2 separate regions of the Homo sapiens genome follow, and region 2 is linked to region 1. Evidence: read pairs that join two places in POLR2A ChIA-PET (ENCODE). Cell type or tissue: PC-9. All regions are shown on one strand. Each heading gives the region's core, and the rest is flanking DNA. Links, peaks and the distances in the headings are about the cores only.

The links. ChIA-PET counts read pairs that join two places held together with the same protein. Peaks named below come from ENCODE experiments on the same cell type or tissue, not always from the same donor. Only the 100,000 strongest peaks of a DNase experiment are listed, where the experiment ranks them.
Region 2: POLR2A ChIA-PET joins it to region 1 with 10 read pairs; 2 of 35 experiments call an interaction of 5 or more read pairs at or near these places.

Annotation. Positions count from the first base shown.
Region 1 is chr15:77,451,915-77,459,359 of GRCh38, forward strand. HMG20A (high mobility group 20A) reads left to right here. Exons shown (of 10, transcript NM_001304504.2): 2 at 6,490-6,582. The coding sequence starts at 6,494. Among named protein-coding and RNA genes, the nearest start is that of HMG20A, 35 kb to the left of the region's middle. In PC-9, for the core only: no CTCF peak of the experiment used is centred there; no DNase peak of the experiment used is centred there; H3K27ac peaks cover 881 bases.
Region 2 is chr15:77,144,785-77,152,229 of GRCh38, forward strand. All of the region lies in intron 8 of PEAK1 (pseudopodium enriched atypical kinase 1), which reads right to left. Among named protein-coding and RNA genes, the nearest start is that of LINC00597, 77 kb to the right of the region's middle. In PC-9, for the core only: no CTCF peak of the experiment used is centred there; no DNase peak of the experiment used is centred there.

The DNA.
Region 1 (7,445 bases), core at 1,311-5,310:
TCAATCGGCCATGTTCACTAAAGTAGACATGAACACTGACTCTATTGTTTGAAGATAGTCTCACTCCTTACAAATAATAAAGGAGAATGCATATATGAGGAAACATTTAGAGAATATATTGAGTGTCCCCCAGTTTCAGAGTTAATCCATTTAAAAGACACATAATCTGCAAAAGTGCCTTGCTTGAGCAATAAATAAATACTAATTGAATGAGGAGCCTCCTTCAGTTGAGGGGTATGGTGTGGCTTTAGGCAAAGTCTGGCCACAATATTATGATGAAGCTGTGAAATACATAATTGTATTTGCTCATCAAATGCATATTTAACAAATGCCCATGATATGCTCAAAACCAGGCTGGGGGAAATTTAAAGGTAAACAAGGCACTGTTTATAACCTAACAAAACATATAACTAAGGGTTAGAAAAGACAAGTGTAGTACAGTGAGTCAAGTATTATGATGGGTGTTTAGTACAGAATGCTCTGGTAGTACATAAAAGGGGCATCTGATACATTCTTGATTGATCCAAGAACACATGCTGAAAGAAGACACATCTAAGATGAGATGTGAAGGATAAGAAAGTATAATTGGCCAAACAAGAGAGACTGGGGTACTAGGAAGTATTCCAACCAAAGACAACAAATGGCAGTTGCAGAGATGTAGAGGTCAGAGAATATGGTGCATTTTCTCAGAATGAATCAAAGGCATAAATGTTAAGAGCTAAAATTATAAAGCTCTTAGAAGAACACATAAGGGTAAATCTTCACAACTTTGATTAGGCGGTAGTTTCTTAAATATGACACCTAAAGCACAAGCAACCAAAGAAAAAAAAAAGATAATTTGTACTTTAAAGTTAAAAACGTTTGTATTTCAAAGACCACTATCAAAGTGAAAAGACAACCCAGAGAATGGGAGAAAAACATTTGAAAATAGTATATCTGATAAGTGTCTAGTATCTACAATATAAAAAGAACTCTTGCAATTTTGCAATAACAATACAGTTTTAACCCAATTTTAAAAATGAGCAAAGGAGGCTGAGTGTGGTGGCTCACGCCTATAATCTCAACACTTTGGGAGACTGAGGTGGGTGGCACCTCTTGAGGCCAGGAGTTTGAGACCAGCATGGCCAACATGGCGAAACCCTGTCTCTACTAAAAATACAAAAATTAGCTGGGCATGGTGGTGCATACCTGTAATCCCAGCTACTACTTGGGAGGCTGAAGCACAAGAATCGCTTGAACCCAGGAGGTAGAGGTTGCAGTGAGCCAGGATCACACCAGTGCACTCCAGCATGGACAACAGAATGATACTCTATCTAAAAAATAATAATAATAATACAAAACACAATTTGAAATAGGATTTGAGTAGACAGTTCTCCAAAACAGATAAACAAATGCACAATATGCATAAGAAAAAATGCTTAACATCATTACTCATTAGGAAAATATGAACCAAAATCACAATGAGATACCACTTCACATCTACTAGGATGGCTCTAATAAAAAAGATAATACCAAGTGTGCTGAGGATATGGAGAAATTGGAACCCTAATAGGTTACTGGTATGAATGTAAAATGGTAGAGGTGCTTTGAAAAACAGTTTGATTTTCTCAAAATATTAAACATGGTGGTACCAGATGTTCCAGCAGCTCCACTCCTAGGTATATGCCCAAGAGAACTGAAAACATGTCCACACAAAAATTTATACACAAATGTTCATAAGCAGCAGCATTCATAATAACCAAAAAGTAGAAACAACCCAAGTCTATCAACTGATATGTGGATCAACAAAATGTGCAATAGCCATCCAGTATAATATTATTCAGCCATAAAGCAGAATGAAATTCTGATACACGCTACAATGTGAACCTTGAAAACTTTATGCTAAGTGAGAGTAGCCAGACACAAAAGGCCACATATTGTATGATTCTATTTATATGAAATATCAGAATAGGTACAGTTATAAAGACAGAAAGTAGGCAGGCATGATGGCTCACGCCTATTATCCCAACAGTTCGGGAGACTGAGGCAGGAGGATTGCTTGAGGCTAGGAATTCAAGACAGCCTGGGCAACATAGCGAAACCCTATCTCTACAAAAAAAAAAAAAAATTAAAAATTAGCCAGGCGTGGTCCTAGCTACTCAGGAGGCTGAGGCAGAGAGATCACTTGAGACAAGCAGTTTGAGGCATCAGTGAGCTATGATTATGCCACTGCACTCCAGCCTGGGTGACGGAGCAGGACCCTGTCTCTTAAAAAAAAAAAAAAAAACAAAGTAGATTAGTGGTTGCCCAGGCCTAGGAGGACTAGCAGGAAGGGAGAATGGGGATTGTTTGCTAAAGGATATTGTGTTTCTTTTTGGGGTGATGAAAATGTTCTAAAATTGGTTAGGGTGTTGGTTGCACAACCTTGTAAATATATTAAAAACCACTGAGTTGTATGTAGTAAAGGGGTGAACTTTATGGTATATCAATTATATCTTCCAAAAAAAGCAATTTAGTATGCTTTTTGTCGTGAGTTGGGGTTGAGGAATGTGAAAAGATAATGCTGACTGAGTTGGAGGATTTGGGTGAGTTTGGTTGAAAAACTTTGACAGAGATAACATGGCAGTTGGGAAATATCCTAAGAACATACAAAGTGATTACTAAGAGCATAGAGGGCCCAGTTGTGATTGGATACCATACATTTATAGTAATACTCTTTATTTTGTCATTTTTTTCCTCCACCATCTAAAGCCAAAACTCAGAGTTGATCTACTTCTAGTGTATAGAAAGATGTAGTGCAAGGGAATTGAGTATTGGCAAAAGAACATTTGCAATGTAGCCATTGAATCTAAGCTGGACAGAGAAGGGAAAATCAAGGGCCAATGAATAGAGGTTTGTATGGTTCAAGGTGAGTTGTAATAGGAGAATTAAGAGAGCTGAAATGATAGGAGATGATGGTAAGAGATTTTTGGGTATGAGGTTGATATAACCAAGGAACCTGATGTTTTAAAGGAACCAAGGGTTTTGCATAAAGGCTGTAATATGGAAAATGAGGTTGAGATGGGCAGAATCCCACCTCTCAATTATGAGGTGTATGGTTGGAGAGGGAGTGGTGCAGAAGGAATATGCTGCATCTCTATGAAAAGACTTAGGGAAGTGGGGTTAGCATGTGTAAAGTAAGAAAAGGGCACTTGAAAAGAGCCAACCCCAGAAACCAGAAGTACAAATATGCTTCCAGCACTGTCCAACACATTTGGAATAACATAGTCACATTGGTGTGATCATCCCTATTATTGGGAAAGATTACTAGAGCAATCTTAGTTGAGGAACATTTCTTAAGTTCCACCTAATTTCCTTTGTTCTGGCCATATATTGACCATAGCAATGTTCTGATTATGATCTGGCCTACTAGATGACTACAGAGAGAAAATGTGTTCACTAGTCATTAAATATCTAGTACGCTTAATATAATTCTCATTACAATCTTTATAATCATCATTAAAATATTTTAAATTGGCACTCTTTTATATGTCAGGTTTTTTTCAGTGAGTGGTTAGTGTTAGAGGGAATTTTGGGATTTCCAAAGCTCAGGTCCAGACCCTGGTTCAAAGTGTTCTAAGTGGCAAAGTAATATCATTTTTGTGAGGCTTCCTGGTAGAAGCCTTCACTGGATAAGTCCCCTCTACTAGGTAACATCTGCATGATAGACCTGTTTGTATAAAGTGCAGTGAAGAGCCAAACTTGTATATTGCTTTGCCTTTGAACAAATTTCTCTTCTTTACTCATTTAGAGCAGCATTCATTACATTTCTTAAGTGCTTTGCATAAAATTTCAAAGTTCAGTGTGACCTCTGTACTGGGACATCATCAGGCACAGATGCTACATGTGAAGGGCTTTTGGCAATCAGTGGCTTGGTAGCCGTGATTCCTTTTGAATCACTCCCTCATGGACCATATGAAATGCATTCTCCCAGGATCCCAGACATATTCTTGGGAATCATTGTATTTTCCGACTTACTGGACTAGTTTAGAGGCCTTTGGGTTTCACTGCACTTTTCTTCATTTCCTTCTTTTGTTGATCTTGGCCCCTTAACCTTCCACCCACTTTATTACTCATTTCTTAGGGACCTGACTACTCAGTAACACTGAGAAAATATATCTGAAACCATATGGGTTTGAATACAACAAACTTAAGAGAGGGAAAATAAAAAAGGAAAAAATGTGTGTTCTCTGAACTTCCTTTGTTTATATGATCTGTTTATATGTTGTTAAGGTTATGTTATCCAGCTGCCTCCCCACGTTTCAGAAATGACTAAAGATATCTGGAAAACACTCTAACAGGGTCATGTTGGCATAGTGGATGAAAAGACACTTCATTTGTCCCTCACCAGATAATATATCTTCTTTTGAGGCATGGGAGCAATGCCAGGAGCTTTAAATGCTGAATCTCAAGGTTCTTGAAAGGCCATTGACTTCTAGGGATACTTTTAGAAAGAAGCCAGTCAATCCCAGGCGTAGTGGCTCACACCTGTAATCCTAACACTTTGGGAGGCCGAAGTGGGCGGATCACTTGAGGCTAGGAGTTCAAGACCAACCTGGCCAACATGGTGATACCCCGTCTGTACTAAAAATACAAAAATTAGCTGGTGTGGTGGCACGTACCTGTAATCCCAGCAACTTGGGAGGCTGAAGCACAAGAATCACCTGAACCTGGGAGGCGTGGGCAACAGAGCGAGACTGTCAAAAAAAAAAAAAAAAAAAAAGCCAGTCAAGTGAGTTCCCTAAGGTATATACCTGGCCATTTGAATGTTTGCTCACTATGGTTAGTCTGTATGGTATCTAACAGATATTACAGTTTTCTTTTGGTAAAATGAACATTGACATTGGTGTGAGGTGATGTTAGCAGCCCAGGCTTTAATCTCGCCTTTGTATTGTATAATGTGAATTAAAACTTAAGTACACTTGAGTCAGGGTTATTCAGTAAAACATGTGGAATGGAATTTTGTGGTATTTATTAGAGCTATTCCACTTGTAAACACCTTATCTTGAAGGAACTGAAAAGAGGTTGCAAGCATTCCTGCAGTAGAATAAAGTGCTTATGATGGTTGAGTGAGAAGTTCCTCTCTACCTTCCATGCTCTACCTACTGTAATGGGTAATATTTGTACAGAGATGTGTTTTTCCCATCAAGCTGTTTATGGAACTTGGCCTGCTAAATAATAAACTTAGAAGTGAGAATAAGTAAGAATAAGGAATAAAACATCAGTGTTATCTTTTGGAAATAAATCACTCCATTGAACATGGAGAATGTGGTCCTCGTGTCATCGGCATTTTCTTCATATTTCCACCTCAGTGGAGTGATCCTGGCTCTGCTTTGCCGCTGTGCTTTCCTTTTAATTGCTGTTTCACCAGGTCTCCTTAGCAGCAGCAGCGCCTGAAATAACTCCTGAGGAAGCTCCTAAGTGAATTCTCATAATTTGCTTCTCAATTCTCCCAATTGATTGAGGCACTCTTTCTTGAGTGCTTTGCAGTTCTGTGTAAGTGGCTGATGTTTGGGGTCACTGCTGAATGTTTTGTTTGAATATCCCTTTCATGATGAAGGGAAGACTGCTGCTTTTAACTACATGGGGTGATGCCCTTTGTGGTAAGCCTTGAAAGGCAAAAATCGTTTTTCATAGTGATATGCCAAATGAAATTATTCTCTTTGTCACTTTGTCCTTTTATCCTTTCAGTCTGATAACCTCAGTTCTTGTGATTTGTTTGTTTTCTTCAATTAAGCTTAGTTGTTTCCTGTACCCAGGTGCATGCTATTTCTGCTCTTGGTTATGATGGTGTGTGGAGCATATTTCTGACCTGGAAGTGTGGTTTCTTTGACTGAGAGCCACATCAGCATGCCTTCCATCCTCTACTTCCTTTGCATTATTTCCTTTTGGAGGGCTCAGTTTGCCATCATTTAATCTATAGATGATTCATCTGGGACTGAGAACTGGTAATGCTGTAATAACAATATCTTTCTTTATATAATACTCAATGCACTTACTACCTTAGATTTTCTCTGTTTATGGAGCACTTTCATTTTAATCTCTCACAATAACCCTTTGGGTTAAGTCAGCAATTTTGTCTTAGTCTAAGATGGTGAAATTGTAGCTCAAAGAGCTTAAATAGCTTGCTCAGAGTGGCAGTGCTTCTGAGTTACCCTGCTTAACAATTTCTACAGGAAATGAATACTTTTGAAGATACTCTGGATAAATAAAAAGGAATTTTCCAAACCACATCCCATTTGTTAAAACCTAACTTGTTTTCAGTCTGGTCAGTTGATAAGACCAAGGTTAAAAGGCCCATTTACCATACAGTTTAAATTGATGTGTCCAAGTCAAGAAAATAAATATTTAGGTCAGTTTTTATTCTGTTGCTTATATGATAAAGTTCAAGAAGGCTGGCTCTTAAATTAGTGGAACTTGAAATGGAAGTAATTAAGCCATTAATTTTTTTTTATTCTCTTTTCCTTTCAGAGAGATGGAAAACTTGATGACTAGCTCCACCCTACCGCCCCTTTTTGCAGATGAAGACGGTTCCAAGGAGAGTAATGATCTGGCTACCACTGGGTAAGCAGCTGCTTTAGGACACTGGACTTCTCCATAGGCCTCAAAACAAAGCTTCTAGCAAAGTAAGAGGTCCTAAAGAGGCAGTTTTATATCATAAGAATAGACGGTGCACTTGTTTCACTTTGCAAAGAGAGTGACAGCCATCATAAACCACTTTGTAATCTGCATTCAATTATCTTTTGCAGTGCTCTGGTTTTTGTGAACTGGTACAACAATATGTGGAATCTAGCAAACACTGGTGACTCCAGTTAAGAAAATTATATAGTCACCATTAAGGAAATACCTGCCACAGAGCTAGCTCTAAAAAACAAATGCATTTTTTCTGTTCAAATTACCACAGATATTAAAATAGTTTTTTCCCAAAGATCAGATTTTTTAATGTGGTTCTTTATTCAAGATGCTTAGTAACTTTAGCTGACTTCTGTTCCTTTCCCCATCCCACCCCCTTCTCCTTTCTGTGGGATCTTTTGACAAATATTTAAAGAGATATAGAAAAGGGTTAATAACAGTAGTCCACCTCTTCCCTTGAAAATCTCTGTTCCACTTGAATTTTTATCTTTTCTAGATGTTTAGAAGTTATTTGGCAAAGAGAAAGTGTGTTCACTAATAGACTGAAGTGCTAGCTAATCCCTAAGATGAATTATTTTAATATTCTTTAGAGCTGTTTAAAAAATAGGCTATACTTTGTAATTCTGTTTCCTTCCCTCACATTTATGTCTCACCTCGTTGATATCCGCCTTTGACCTCACTACTCAGATGAAAGTGTTCTCCAAGACTTTTCTAAAGGCTGCTTAGTTACTATATTCATTCAGTAAAAACTTTCTGAGTATCTGCTATGTGTCATTGTTCCAGGCATTAGATAG
Region 2 (7,445 bases), core at 2,252-6,251, 310 kb before region 1:
CTTTTAGTTTTTTTCCTCCAAGAAAGACAAGTTCTCCTAACTGAATTCCAATCATTTGGGTCAATGTTTTAAAAGCTTGGTATCTTAGCTGTTTTTATTTTAAACTTTTAATCCTGTACATTCCTGTCAAGCCCCTGGGACCAGACACCAAGCTCAGCTTTCAGCAGGCCTAATATAACATCACATACTCTACATTTTTGTGGCATACCAGTGTTCTAAACAGAAAAAAATAGATTGTGTTCTAAATCTTGCCTTGCTATATGCTAAAAACATTCTTTTGGACAAATATGTTTGACTAAACCACACTCAAAACTTACTTTTCTCTTTTTCTGAGCTTCCATAATCTACCTCTTTACTTTCTCCCCACTTAAAAATGTCTTCAGGCCAGGTGCGGTGGCTCATGCCTGTAATCCCAGCACTTCGGGAGGCCGAGGTGGGTGGATCGCCTGAGCTCAGAAGTTCGAGACCACCCTGGGCAACATGGTGAAACCCCATCTCCACTAAAATACAAAAAATTAGCTGGGGGTGGTGGCATGTGCCTGTAGTCCCAGATATTCGGGAGGTTGAGGCATGAGAATCGCTTGAACCTGGGAAGTGGAGGTTGCAGTGAGCCACCATCATGCCACTGCACTGCAGCTTGGGCTACAGAGTGAGATTCCATCTCAAAAAAAAAAAAATGTCTTCAGACTGACGGGCCCTATATCATGTTCTGGAAAGCAAACAAATGTTTGCTTATGACCTGGTAGGTAATCATTACAGTCTTAGGGTGCTAGGGATAAAGAACACTAACAATGACCCACTTGTGCAGGAGTAGCATGATTTCCTGGTTGATCTCTCTGCCTCCTGTCATCTCATAGGTAGCTCACAGAATCTTTTAAAAAATCCTGATTGTGCCTCTACTCAAAATTCTTCAGTGGCTCTCCATTTGCTACAAGTAAAAGATATGCCTTTTGTGACCCTCTTCCAGACTCCTCCAGGCAAAGGCTTTCATTAAACCTTTAAATATCTGCATCACAGCAACTATCATGGTCCTAAGAGTCCAGCCCCATGTCTATCTCTCCCAAAGATCAGAAGTCCTTGAAAAATACATTAGTATTCCCAGCACTTAGCCTGGTACCAGGGAGATAGTTGGTGTTCAACAAATGTTTGCTGAATAAAAGCATTAAAACCCAAATAAATAGAACTTATCTTCCTATTTAAACTATAATTTCAATCTTCGTCCCTAATTTTCTCCCCAGGGCTCAAAACAAGTAATACAGATGAGAAAGAGAAGGGAGAACAAAATAAGAGACCATCGCCTCCACTAGTGCATAGCGGGGAATACAAAGAGTTTATAAACCACACACCATCACTGTGCAGCAGCCTTGTCAAATGAATAGGGTATCTCATTGGCTGAACCTAGCGCTCAGTGCATCATCCCCCTCCAGCAGGCATCAGCAGCTTAGGAGGAAGGGGCCTAATCTACCTAGGCATTATTACTGTGCTGAGGCCTACCATAGTCAAATATAAGCAACAACTGGCAAATCACAGGGGATATCAACTTCATGCCAAACAATAAAACGAACCTGATTTCCAAAGAAAACTTTGGGTTTAGCCTCAAATAAACAGATATAAAGACCATTTTAAAGAATGTCAGTCGTATAGCAGCTGGCTGACTTAATTTTTGTAAGTCCTCATTAGTGGAAACCTCTCCAAAAACAGAGATTATTTTTTTGGGGGTAATTTATCTACATAATTTAAATACTGCACTCTCTCAACTAATTCTAGTATATGGAAAACTATTTTTAAATGGGAATGCAGCTAACTTCGGGACAGAGTGTATGATTTCTTTTTAAATAGAAATAATTACAATTTTAGGAAGTACAACTGCTCAAACAAATGTTCAAAGCTCTCAACCTCAGTTTTTTATTTTTTAAGCATCTAAATGAGCTAAAACTGTGCAATTCTTTAGCCATTGGTTCAAATCATTAGCTATGCAGTGTGTGGAATAATGTCTGCTCAATAATTATTTGTTGAGGAAATGAGTGAATGATAATGTAATCCTCAGCATAATTTTTTTTAAAAAGCTGGCATTTATAACAACATTATTCTATAATTACAACATCAAGGCCAGCAAGGTAATGACATTCTTTTAAGTATATCCACCCCGTAAAATTTAACACTAACAATCAATATTAATGCCAAAGGAAGTTCTGGAGACAGAAGACTTATGTGTTTTCTTTCAGTGTTTGAAGGATAAAGCCTAAAGGAGATGCTCAAAGTAAGTAAAATGAGAAAATGTGCAGTTTCTTGTGTTGATCTATAGAAAGGAAACAGAGGCATGGTTTACATAACTCCTTAATTAGGAAACCTATGGACGAAGCCTCATATTAGAAAAAGAAAAGCCAGCTGATTAATGGAGCACATAGACTTGAAATTTTCCTAGATGAACTTTCCTGAGCAGAGCCAGATTTTCCTAATCTGGTAATCTTCTAAAGTCAAATCCAAAAGTCATTTTTAGCTCGTTCACTCAAACACATTCTTAGTACCTACTGTGTGTTTTAGATAATGCTCTAGGATGTTGGGATGCAGAAAGAGGAACAAGCCAAAAATCGGTTGAATAAAGGGAGATATTATAGATCTTTCTAAAAAGGAATGTAGAAGATATGAGTACTTGATTACAAAGTGATTGAAGGAGCGCTATCTCATTACATGCTCCTGATTTTCGCAGTCTGATAAAGCAGTCAGATATGCCACATTAAAAAAACAGTGATCTCTGTCTATTTTGAGATAAACACAGAAACACAGGGAAAATGTTCAAGGTCTGATTCAAACAAATTTTATTACTTCTTTGGGGAATCATTTTGGGGGACAGACACCCTATAAAATTCAGCTTGGGGTCAGTTAAGGTGTTACAGATCAGAGTTCATTAAGTGATCTTATATGATCACCACCCAGAGTAAAATCATCATTCTGTGAGGGGCAACCTTCTTAAGTTGTCAAGTTGCATAAAGACCAATGTGATTTTTGTGCAACATAGAAGACAATATAAATCCCCCAAATAACACATTCTTTAAAGCAGAGCTGTTCAATAGAACTTTGTGTAACAATGGAAATGTTCTATATCTTCACTGTCTAATGCAGTAGCTACTATCTACATGCGGCTACTAGGCATTTGAAATGTTGTTAGTGAGACTGAGGAAGTGAATTTTTATTTTTATAAATTTATATTTAAGAAGCCATATATGCCTAGTGGTGACTGTATTGAATAATAATTCAGTTATGAACAAAATAAAGTTTGCATTATTTACATTCAGGACAACAAGAATGACATCTGAATTAATCCTGGAGGTAGATGCCTAAAGTAAAAAAGAAAAATATATGGGTTGCATAAATCAGGAGCTCTTTGTGGGAATGGTTCAATCACAACTCCTATTGCACCACAGTGGAAGTAATAAGATGGCTGAGAGGGTAGAGGACTCACGGGAGATTCTGAAGGAGGGTAATCAAGGCCTATTCCAGTTGAGTGTTTTTTTTAAATGGAGTTTTTTAAAACTATATAAGAAATGTGAGAATTACACAACAAATTGTCCATGTCCCTTTGTTTTGTTATAATTGGCAGATCTTAAGGAACTGGATCTGCACAGCTGTCACTATTTGTCACCTCTCCTCTGTTCCCTGTTAGCTACCTTGGGGATCCTGTAGTCTGTTTTTCATTTCACATCTTTGGTCATGAGTTGTGCAGGAAGCCCACAATATTTTAGATTTACATTTTGTTGTTCTGCTTATTTAAGCCATTTAGTAAGCATTTTAAATCCGTTCCACTTTACATTTTCTGGCTACCATATCTAACATATTTAAAGGAGAAGGAAGCCAGGTATGGTGGCTCACCCTTGTAATCCCAGTGCTTTGGGAGGCCAAGGTTGGAGGACTGCTTGAGGCCAGGAGTTTGAGACTAGCCTGGGCAACATAGGGAGACTCTATCTCTACAAAAAAAAAAAATTAAAAAATTAGCTGATCATGTGGTGCACGCCTGTAGACCCAGCTACTCGGGAGGCTGGGAAGGGAGGACTGCTTAAGCCCAGGAGTTTGAGGCTGCAGTGAGCTATGATAGCGCCACTGCACTCCAGCATGGGCGATAGAGCAAGACCCTGTCGCTAAGAAAATTTAAAATTTAAAGTATTTTTTTAAAAGGAAAAAGAAGAGTATATTTTTGGGGAGAAATAAAGGAATTCACAACTAGTAAGGACTTCTATGTACCAAGTACTTCTCTGCCACTAGCTCTATAAAGCAGATGTCACTATTCCTTCATTTTGGATGAGGAAATTGAAGCTCAGGGATGTTAAATAGCCAGCCCACAATCATGCAAGTGGGCAATGACACAGCTCTTATAGAAACCTAAATCCCATGGATCCGTCAAATCTATCTTTTTTCCTGCTATAGTACACTGCTTCCTAAACCTGCTTCACAATGTAATTTTCAGAAACAAATTCCACAGTAAAAATGATGGTAAGCCTTGAATTTTTCCCCCTTAGTTTCTTCCACATCTGTCAATCCATCCACTGCCTTATTAAAGAAACAAAGAAAAGAAAAAAGAGAAAGTGGTCTTTATGGACTGGTTCTGGAATATTTAAAAGGATCTAAAGCCATTGCGTTAGGAGGTTTTGCTGTCTTTTAGTTTTTAAACACACCATTTTTAAAAGTTATCAAGTCTTTAAATCATAAAACATTACTGAAAGGAGTAGTTTAAAACTGCATGCAAATGACTTGTTGAACGTATTAAAAAAGGAAATTTCCAAATGCCATCTAAAATACTTGTTTCATTAGGAAAAATAACAAAACAAAACCCCCTTAGCTTAGAACTATTGGAGTCAACTTTATTACCTTTCCAAAGAAGCAACCTTGTATCATAATGTATTATACCCTACAGAGTCAAGTATATAGACACTTGAGCACTTAAGGAAAACTGGACAATATCTTATTGGCATCACTTTTTTTTTTTTTAAGACAGTGTCTCCCTTTGTCACCCAGGCTGCAAAGCAGTGGTGCAATCTCAGTTCACTGTGTCCTTGACCTCCTGGGCTCAAGGATAATCTTAACTCAGCCTCCCAAGTAGCTGGGACCACAGGTACATGCCTCCACACTCGGCTAATTTTTGTTATTTTTTGTAGAGATGGGGTTTTGCCATGTTGCCTAGGCTAATCTTGAATTCCTGAGCTCAAGTGATCTGCCCACCTTGGCTTCCCAAAGTGCTGGGATTACAGGCATGAGCCACCGTGCCTGGCAGCATCACATACTTTTAAAAGGAAGGCAACAGGTAGAGAGAAAGCTATCTTTCTGATAGGGCATCTATAATCATTTTAAGTTTTTGAATGCAAAGTGATGATGTTTTTTTTAAGTCTTAAATTTTATGTCTGAAAGTACATGACTTCTTTTTTTAAAAAAAGGAAAACAGTAGGAGCCCTTCAGCATTTTACAAGAATTTAGTGATTAAGGACATTAAAGTCTAGTGGCTAAGATCGACTCGATTCCAGCTGGTTAAACTCCTACTGGTTCTGTGACTTTAGGAAAAGCACTCTGCCTCGCTTTCTTTATCTGAAAAATGGGGATAATAACTCTTAGGATGGTTGTGAGGATTAAATGAGCTAATATATGTTAGGCACTTAGAATATTCACAGAGGCAATGCTTTATTTTTTTTCTACCAGTCTTCATAACTGAGAATACAATGAAATAAAATAATTATTTATTTATTTTATTTTTATTACACTTTAAGTTTTAGGGTACATGTGCACAAAGTGCAGGTTTGTTACATATGTATACATGTGCCATGTTGGTGTGCTGCACCCATTAACTTGTCATTTAACATTAGGTATATCTCCTAATGCTATCCCTCCCCCCTCCCCCCACCCCACAACATTCCCCGGAGTGTGATGTTCCCCTTCCTGTGTCCATGTGTTCTCACTGGTCAATTCCCACCTATGAGTGAGAACATGTGGTGTTTGGTATTTTGTCCTTGCAATAGTTTGCTGAGAATGATGGTTTCCAATTTCATCCGTGTCCCTACAAAGGACATGAACTCATCATTTTTTATGGCTGCATAGTATTCCATGGTGTATATGTGCCACATTTTCTTAATCCAATCTATTGTTGTTGGACATTTGGGTTGGTTCCAAGTCTTTGCTATTGTGAATAATGCCGCAATAAACATACGTGTGCATGTGTCTTTATAGCAGCATGATTTATAATCCTTTGGGTATATACCCAGTAATGGGATGGCTGGGTCAAATGGTATTTCTAGTTCTAGATGCCTGAGGCATCGCCACACTGACTTCCACAATGGTTGAACTAGTTTACAGTCCCACCAACAGTGTAAAAGTGTTCCTGTTTCTCCACATCCTCTCCAGCACCTGTTGTTTCCTGACTTTTTAATGATCACCATTCTAACTGGTGTGAGATGGTATCTCATTGCAGTTTTGATTTGCATTTCTCTGATGGCCAGTGATGATGAGCATTTTTTCATGTGTCTTTTGGCTGCATAAATGTCTTCTTTTGAGAAGTGTCTGTTCATATCCTTTGCCCACTTTTTGATGGTGTTGTTTTCTTTCTTGTAAATTTGTTTGAGTTCATTGTAGATTCTGGATATTAGCCCTTTGTCAGATGAATAGATTGCAAAAATTTTCTCCCACTTTGTAGGTTGCCTGTTCACTCTGATGGTAGTTTCTTTTGCTGTGCAGAAGCTCTTTAGTTTAATTAGATCCCATTTGTCAATTTTGGCTTTTGCTGCCATTGCTTTTGGTGTTTTAGACATGAAGTCCTTACCCATGCCTATGTCCTGAATGGTATTGCCTAGGTTTTCTTCTAGGGTTTTTATGGTTTTAGGTCTAACATGTAAGTCTTTAATCCATCTTGAATTAATTTTTGTATAAGGTGTAAGGAAGGGATCCAGTTTCAGCTTTCTACATATGGCTAGCCAGTTTTCCCAGCACCATTTATTAAATAGGGAATCCTTTCACCATTGCTTGTTTTTGTCAGGTTTGTCAAAGATCGGATGGTTGTAGATATGTGGCGTTATTTCTGAGGGCTCTGTTCTGTTCCATTGATCTATATCTCTGTTTTGGTAACAGTACCATGCTGTTTTGGTTACTGTAGCCTTGTAGTAACCAAAAACCTTTGTTCTTTTGGCTTAGGATTGACTTGGCAATGCAGGCTCTTTTTTGGTTTCATATGAACTTTAAAGTAGTTTTTTCCAATTCTGTGAAGAAAGTCACTGGTAGCATGATAGGGATGGCATTGTACCTATAAATTACCTTGGGCAGTATGGCCATTTTCACGATATTGATTCTTCCCACCTATGAACATGTAATGTTCTTCCATTTGTTTGTATCCTCTTTTATTTCATTGAGCAGTGGTTTGTAGTTCTCCTTGAAGAGGTCCTTCACATCCCTTGTAAGTTGGATTCCTAGGT